2 separate regions of the Homo sapiens genome follow, and region 2 is linked to region 1. Evidence: read pairs that join two places in POLR2A ChIA-PET (ENCODE). Cell type or tissue: Panc1. All regions are shown on one strand. Links, peaks and the distances in the headings refer to the core of each region. The heading gives the core; the rest is flanking DNA. Region 1 has its middle 34 kb from the start of LINC02643. Region 2 overlaps MIR1915HG (MIR1915 host gene).

Region 1 (4,396 bases), core at 266-4,265:
CATCTGGGCATCAGCAAGGGTCCGAGGAGGTTGGGAAAATTCTTTGTCCTGAGTCAGGTCACAATGTTTCTATAATTTTTTTTTTTTTTGAGATGGCGTTTCACTCTTGTTGCCTAGGCTGGAGTGCAGTGGCGTGATCTCGCCTCACCGCAACCTCTGCATCCCAGGTTCAAGCGATTCTCCTACCTCAGCCTCCTGAGTAGCTGGGATTGCAGGCATGCACCACCATGCCTGGCTAATTTTTTTGTATTTTTAATAGAGACGGGTTTTCTCTCTGTTGGTCAGGCTGGTCTTGAACTCCTGATCTCAGGTGATCCACCTGCCTCGGCCTTCCAAAGTGCTGGGATTACAGGGGTGAGCCACCGTGCCCGGCCTAACATTTTTATTTGTATATATATCCTCCTTATCTCCTCTTGGGTTAGTTTTGGGAAAGGGACTATTATTTTTTTTCTAAAGCTAAACTATAAACTAAATTCCTCATATAATTAGATGGTATGCATGCAAAGTTAAGCAGAAGCTTTTGAACCTAAAGGATATTACCATGGTGGAGGGGGTGGTCAGAGACAAAATGGAGTCAGTCATGCTAAGACTCCATCCACTGTTACAGAAGGATGATTGGGGCTGGGTACAGTGGCTCACGCCTGTAATCCCAGCATTCTGGGAGGCCAAGGCTCGCAGATCGCCTGAGGTCAGGAGTTTGAGACCAGCCTGGCCAACATGGTGAAACCCTGTCTCTACTAAACAAAAATTAGCCGGGTGTGGTGGCAGGTGCCTGTAATCCTAGCTACTCGGGAGACTGAGGCAGGAGAATTGCGTGAACCTGGGAGGCGGAGGTTGCAGTGAGCCAAGATCGCGCCACTGCTCTTCAGCCTGGGTGACAGAGCTAGACTCTGTCTCAAAAAAAAAAAAAAAAAAAAAAAGAAGTATGATTGGAGCAAGAGATCTAATGGTAATAGACTGGGGGAAAATTAGTAAGGCTTGTTTGTTCAGATTCTTCTTTGTTTCTCTGTCTTCATTCCTTTCATGTGAATATAGGAAGGACCCTTCTGGAATGACTATTTTGGGAAGTTCAGAGAATTCTTTCACGACCTGCTTCAGGAGAGAAGGTTAGAAGGTCAGAGAGATCTTCTTGCTTCTGCTGTTTTCTCAAATGCCAAAGTATCATATTTTGGGATAGCATGTCCTGAACCCCATTACTTTCATAGTACTTAGTTGGGATAGACCCCTGTAACAAAAGACAGATTAACAAGAGAAAAACAAACAGAAGCTTATTACCATGTATACCTCATGTATACACAGATGATATCCAGAGAAATGAGTACAATCTCAAAGAGGTGGCTTTGAATTCAGGATTAAATACCATTATCTGCAGAAACAGTGCAGGGAAAGGCTTATGGGGATGTGATCAGAAAAATTATGGTAAATAAGAGAAAAGCTTGTTATGCAGATTTAGGTTGATGCCTCCTCCAGTTAATGTAGAATGTCTGGGCTTCTGACTGAACTCCATCCTCAAACCTGGAACCTCAATTCGACCCTAAGTGAAAACAGCTGACCCTGATACAGAAGGGCTGGGCTCCTGGCTAAATTCCACCCTCAAGCCTGGAAACTCGGCCCCATTTTTCACCCAAATGATTGCCTTTTTGGCCTATCCTGCCCCCTATCCTGTGCCCATAAAAACCAGAGCAGCTGGCAGAAAAAAAAAAAAAAAAAAAAGAAAAGACAAAACAGGCAGCTGACCAGCAAGGATATAAGCTGCTGAGCCTCAGGGATGCAAGCTGCTGAATGGTGAGTAGAGAAGCAACTGAGTGTTGGAGACGATGGTTAAATGCGGCTAACTTCAGACAGTGCAGTTTCAGAGGGGAGCCTGGCCAGAGACAGCTGGACTGCAGGGAAAGATCACCTTCTTCCCGCACTGTCTCCTTTCCAGCTCCCCTTCCACTGAGAGCCACTTTCACTATTCAGTAAAGTCCTCCACGTTCATCATCTTTCAAACAGTTCATGTGACCTGATTCTTCCTGGACACTGAACAAGAACTCAGGTGTCAAAAAGGGCAGGTGCGGGAGGCTCTCACCCTCACCATTCACTGAGCTGTTAACACTTAGCTGTCCATGGACTGCAGGCTTGGTGAAACGAGCCACTCTAGTTCCTGCCCACAAAGGGGGTCAAGGTCAAGGGAATAATCCCATCTCACAGTGATAAGAGTCTCTTGTGATTAAGAGTCATCCTTCTCTTTCTTGTACAGGAAGATATCCTTAAAAATGGAGATTCCCTTTACAGATGTAAATTTCCCTTACAAAAGGGTAACTTCTACTGTTTTCAGAACATCTCTTGGGTTTGTAGTTTCTCAAACTCATCCTTATGCCAAAGAGGCATTTTTTTTGGGTGGCATATTTTAGTCGTCTACAGTCATTGTGGGGTGCATACTTTTGGTCCCCTACAACTTATAGAATTTTTCCTGTGGAGTTTAAGCCTCACAGGAGGCAGGGCCTCACTGCTCCCCAGCCTTCTTTCTTTCCCTGAGTTTTCTGGTGGAGAGATGGGCTACACGTGGGGATCTTACTCTGGCTGTTTCACAGTTTATTATTCAGTATTTTGGTAGCCACACACCCTCCGTCTCTGAGACAGGAAGTAGACTCAGAGGGAGGTGTGACGTGTCTTATCACTTTTTTCGGTCTGGCTCTGGTTAGATTTTTCTTAACTTAATTCCACTGGCAATAACAACGGGTGGAAATTTCTAACAGGTTTTGGCATGAGATTCTCTCTCAGTCTGACTTTTCAGTAGGAGAAAGGAAGCTGATGAGGAATCCAGTTCTCCTTTGAACAGTGACTTAGCAATGTCTTCCCTCTACACGAAATCTACCTTGCTCTCTATGGGTTTCAGTAGTCTGTACAATCTGACCTAATCCCGAAATTCACACCCTCCACTGCCAGGAGGCTGGCCTCCTTTGCTCTTTTTTTTCATGCCACTTGCTTCCTGGCAGGTTCCCTTTCTCTGTTTAGCTATATTCTTTCATGTGTAAACCAAAAATAAAATACTAAGTCCTCCAAGTGACTAAATGGACTCCCCTCTTGGCCAAGGGGATTCCAAAGAAACATAAAAAACTAGCTCAGGCCATGACGGGAAGGGAAGTTGGACATGCCTCATTATACCTTCTCCCTTTTGGAGTTGAAACATAATTGACCACATTAACATTAAAATAAAGATCATAAGACTGACAAAACAGACTCTTTGTAGCAATAAGGTAACAAATTCCAACTTGACTCTGGTATAGCATCACAAGACAGATAACAACAAGCCTTAGAAGAAATCAAAGTATTTTATTCCAAAGTGAGACAGGCTAGTTCCCTTGACCTAGACCCCCTTCAGGGGTGGGAACTGGAGTGACTCCTTTCACTCAGCCTGCTCCTGGCCACTGCTTGTGAGAGGGAGCATGTGAGCAAGCAAATGCGGGAACTGGAGGGAACGAAGCTAGAACCGGCTGGTCACTCCTGTCTGGCGGGAGCAGGCTCTGTGCAACTCCCTACGGCATCCAAGCCCCTGCACTCTCAGCGCCTGGGTTCTTGTCTGCTGTCCGGGAAAAATCAGGTCACTGGAATGGATCGAAGGGTGGTGTATGTGGAGGGTTTTAATGGGCAATGGATGTGGCTCTCAGTGGAATGGGGAGTTGGAAAGGGGATGGTGTGGGGAGAAGGTGATCTTTCCCTGAAGCCACACTGTTTGAAGTTAGCTGTGTCTATCCGTAGTCTCCAATGCTCAGCAACTTGCGTCCCCACTGGTCAGCCATATGTGTTGCTCTGCCAGCTGAAGTCTTTTTATGGGCACAGGATAGGGGCATGGCAGGCCAAAAAAAGCAACATTTGGGTGGAAAAACCGGGCCAGCTGTTTTCACTTAGGGCCATGGTTTCAAGATTAAGGATGGGTTTAGCCCGGAGCCCAGCCATTGGGTATCACAAGTATGTTTCTTTTCTTCTTCTTCTTCTTTTTTTTTTTTTTTGAGACAAAGTTTCACTTTGTTACCCAGGCTGGAGTGCAGTGGCATGATCTTGTCTCACTGCAACTTTTGTCCCTTGGGTTTAAGCGATTTTCCTACCTCAGCCTCCTGAGTAGCTGGGATTACAGGTGCACACCACCATGCCCAGGTAATTTTTGTGTTTTTAGTGGAAACAGGCTTTCACCATGTTGGCTGGGCTGGTCTTGAACTCCTGACCTCAAGTGATCCACCTGCCTCAGCCTCCCAAAGTGCTGGGATTACAGGCGTGAGCCACCTCGCCTGGCTCAAAAGTATATTTCTTTGACATATTTTGGAATGGCTCTGCAAAGCCATCTCTTGTGGGGGTAAATTCACATTCTGTAGAGAATCTCCTTTCCTTACTAGGTCTTTTCCTGATTGAAGGG
Region 2 (4,396 bases), core at 264-4,263, 83 kb before region 1:
ATGAATACACACACAGCAGATACATCATGCACAAACTTTTTTTAATGTGTAATCTGTAAATCTAGGCCCATTAAGTTTTCATTGAAGTTGGGAAACTGTTGAGGACTTACTTTTGTTCTTCACCATGCGTGCACTTTGCCAAGGATCTTTGGTAACCAATAAAACGATCATGTTCACTCTGAATGTATTTCTTTGTGATTAAATGGAAAAGAGTATTCATGAACTGCTTAAACAGTATTTTTATACCAAAACATCAACGCATAATGAAAAATGAGCTATAGTTGTTCCAAATGTTCAGAATAGCAGCTTTGCATTTACAGTCATATTTTGGCAAAACTATTTCATATTAATTGAAAATGATACAACAGTGCATGCATTCTGTGGAGGGATGCTTATTCACTTAGCTGCACCATGAAAAATTTAAACTATCTGGTTCGAATGACCTGCAATGCCTACTGAAGGAAGGGTTGGAAAATTAGGAACTATGAAATTATTTGTGTGTTTTTTTGGCCTTTTCATGAAGCTTGAATTAAATCTAGTTTTTGTGAAAAATAAAACTAAAGCAATATAAGAATCCCTTAAGTTGGTCTTATAAAATCATATGGTTTTTTTTTTTTTTTTGAGATGGAATTTCACTCTGTCACCCAGGCTGGAGTGCAGTGGCACAATCTTGGCTCACTGCAACCTCTGCCTCCTGGGTTCAAGGGATTCTTCTGCCTCAGCTTCCTGAGTAGCTGGGACTACAGGCACTCGCCACCACACCCGGCTAATTTTTTTGTGTTTTTAGTAGAGACGGGTTTTCACCATATTGGCCAGGCTGGTCTTGAATTCCTGATCTCGTGATCCACCCGCCTCGGCTTCCCAAAGTGCTAGGATTACAGGCATGCGCCACCGCGCCCAGCCATATGTGATTATTATAAAAAATCTGTACCTTAAAGATATGTTAGTGAAACTAGATGGATACAAATATAACTATTACCTTTTTTTTTCCCAGTGATTTTTCTCTCTCAAATGTAAGATATGTAGGACTCCAGAACATGCACTGTAATTTGTTCTGATAATAGGAAAACCAATGCTGGTTTTCTCAGTGTCATAGTTATCAAGGGGCAATGCCAAAATCATTAGATAAGCATCATCCTTTCTATCACATCATTGTCTACATGAAATTTCATCTTAGAAAATATGCAAGAATATTATATTTGTTTCCAAAGCTTGAAAATGCAATAGAATTTGAAGTATTGAAAATATGATTCCTGGTTGACAACATCTTAGAAGTTGCAGAGGTGTCTCTTTTTGAGACGACTTTAATAATGACTGACTTTAATAATGTTACAAAGCAAGGGAGGATTTCAATAGCAAGCAAGATGTGATGAATGGGCATGAGGAACAGTGAAGCTATTGACGAAACATGCTAACTTTTAGAATTCTATCTAAATTATTTTTTTTCCAGTGCAGAGGAAGACACCCAAGTGTATCAATGTTCATCAGATGCAGGGTAATAAAAATGTGAGTGACAGTTAATGGCCTGTGACTGTAATATGATTGTTAGTGTAGGTGAGTGAATACATTGGTTCCTGTTTAAAGAAGGTCAGTGGTCCACAGTCAAGGTAAGTGAAGTTTGCAGAAAATTGAGGCCCTGAAAGGAAAAGGCTAAAACAAACAAACAAAAACAAAAAAACCCACCACCACCACCAACAGAATAACTGCCCATGACTAGTATTTTAAAATAATAATAAAACAATTTCAGTAATTAAAAAATCATTTGTTTTCTGTTTTAGATTTGACTTGAGTCAGTTGTTCCTGCTAGCTATTTAGATGAAATATATGGAATATCACTTAATAGGCAGAAGCGCTGATACAATTTCCTCTTAAAGGATCTGATTCCTGGCATCCAAAGGAAACTGGAATTCAAGTTCGTATTAGAACTTGAATTTGTTCTGCCAGAGTGAAAATTGGTTCCATTAGGCCTCAGTCACAGAATTCTTACAGACCTGGCTAGAGCTGTAGATATGATATATCCAACTAGCTGAAAATCATAGTCTTAAGTAATGCTGCATGTGCTTTGGAAAACCATCCAGAGGGTTTTAATTTTTTTTTTTTGAATGAAAATTTCCTAATTTTACAGTTGTCATAAATCTGGAACAAGTCTAATTAAGGTCATCAAGGCAAGTGAAAATCTAATGAGCAAACTTTGGAAATAACATGATGAGAATAATTTAAATGTGAAATATTAAATTGTGGCAATGTTTAGCAAGGATTCTTTCCTTAACATTTTTCTTATTCATTTGCCCATACTTCCCTCTCTTTGCAGATTTATAGTGCTCTTGGGGAGGCTCCTGGAAGAAGTGATATATCAGACAGACATACTATTCAAAAGCTTAAAACTTAGCATCTGACTATGTAAGTAAAAATAGAAAAAACAATGACCACAAAAAAGCAAAATCAACTTTACTTAGATGAACAATTCGGCCCAATATATTAAGGAGAATGGGAAAAATACGCATGTCATCTAAAAGTTCGTAATTTATTCTATACAGGAGGATTTCAAATAAATTTGATTCATAATACACATATACATTTATGTACATCAACATAATGACCTTCCATAAATTAAGTAAATTGATTGGAAATCAATCAATGTATTGATCGTGGTATGTTCTTTATATGAAAATATTCAATAGCTTCATGAAATAATTGATTACACATTTTAAGAATTTTAAAATTTCTGGGTGGGGCACACTGGCTTATGCCTGTAATCCCAGCACTTTGGGAGGCTAAGGCAAGAGAATTGCTTAAGCCCAGGAGTTTGAGGCTGCAGTGAGCTATGATTGTGCCACTATACTCCAGCCTGGGCTACAGAGCAAAACATAGTATCTTAAAAAACAAAAAGGTAAAATTTCTAGTGAGAAATAGAAAAAATTTCTGTGAGACACAGAATATTTGACTTAATTGAAAAATTAAAATAAATTTAAATTCTCCATAATTTTTCATAGAATTATGTTTTCTATTTTCCTTTTTAATGGAAGATTTGTCAACTTACTATTTTGGTGTCAATTTTCCTTGTATGTGTTTTATTTCCTTGCGAGCAAATGTTATTAGTTAATAGTAGCAGATACAGCAATCATAAAATCTCAGAGGTAATGTTCTGGCATAGGCAGTAATTCAAATTAGAACTATTTATGGACAATTCAGAAAGCTTACTTACTTTAGTTAATTCTTTTCTTATTCTGTATTCATCTTGTTGCACCAGATTTTTAGCTTCTTTTGTCTACAACATAAGATCTCAGTATTTTTAGGATGTAAAATAAATGCTCTCTTTAACAATTTTTGTAACTTGGAACTTAAACGTAGCCTATTCTAGTTATTTAATAAATAGCTAAAAGTAGATGAAGGAAACAGTTTAGGTGGGGCATGCCTGTAAACCCAGCACTTAGGAGGCAGAGTCAGGAGGATTGCTTGAGCCCAGGAGTTTGAAACCAGCCTACGTAACACAGGGAAACCCCCATCTCTACAAAAAATAAAAAATATATATATATTAGCCAGGCGTGGTGGTGCACGCTTGTGGTCCCAGCTATTCACAAGGCTGAGGTGGGAGGATACCTTGAGCCCAGGTGGCTGAGGCTGTGCTGTAGTGAGCCGTGATCACACCACTGCACTCAAGCCAGCCTGGATGACAGACTGAGACCCTGTCTGTCTCCAAAGGAAAAAAAAAAAGGAAGCAGTTTGAATTTTTTTTGCTGATTAAACCAAAAATGGAAGACTATTTTTCAGAATGAATTTAGGTAGTTTTTAGTTGTTACAAAATATCTGCTGACTCCCAAAATCATTGAGTAACAACAACAAAAAAAGCCCCGTGAAAAGTTAATGCCCACCCAGCCACTTAAAAGTAGTTCTGTAGACTTTACCAGCAGCTGCTTGTCAGAGTCCAGTGCTTACCAGTTTTTTTTTTTTCCCTGCTCGATTCAAAGGAGATTGCTTTGCCCCGTGGGAGTCTTGCTCTTCCCAACAAACGTGGAAAAAAAATGCAATAGGCAGTTCCAGGAGTGTTGCCTTTGACAGCATGTCTCAGGGAACTTAATATTCTAGGTGGCAAGTGGCCAAAATAAGTAGGAAACTTAGGTACAAGACTGAAGAAAGTACTGCCATAGCAAACTAGAAAGAGGGAAATAAAGTTTCTATATTAAAAAGAACGAAAAATTACATGGCTGATGATGAGTGAGAATTATGCGTGGTGTGTGTATGTGTAAAGAAAAGGATAAACTTTTGGAGATGTTTATAACAACCTTATAATTTGAGAGAAGCTTTGTTTTTTTGTTTTGTTTTGTTTTTGCAACAAGGTCTCATGGTCACCCAGGCTGCAGTATGATGATGTGGTCATAGCTCATTGTAACCCTGA

Evidence for each region. ChIA-PET counts read pairs that join two places held together with the same protein. Peaks named below come from ENCODE experiments on the same cell type or tissue, not always from the same donor. Only the 100,000 strongest peaks of a DNase experiment are listed, where the experiment ranks them.
Region 2: POLR2A ChIA-PET joins it to region 1 with 16 read pairs; 6 of 35 experiments call an interaction of 5 or more read pairs at or near these places.

Annotation. Positions count from the first base shown.
Region 1 is chr10:21,405,248-21,409,643 of GRCh38, reverse strand. No RefSeq gene overlaps it. Among named protein-coding and RNA genes, the nearest start is that of LINC02643, 34 kb to the right of the region's middle. In Panc1, for the core only: no CTCF peak of the experiment used is centred there; no DNase peak of the experiment used is centred there; H3K27ac peaks cover 3,204 bases.
Region 2 is chr10:21,488,445-21,492,840 of GRCh38, reverse strand. It overlaps MIR1915HG (MIR1915 host gene), which reads left to right. Exons shown (of 2, transcript NR_160800.1): 2 at 1-183. Among named protein-coding and RNA genes, the nearest start is that of MIR1915, 6.0 kb to the left of the region's middle. In Panc1, for the core only: no CTCF peak of the experiment used is centred there; no DNase peak of the experiment used is centred there; H3K27ac peaks cover 4,000 bases.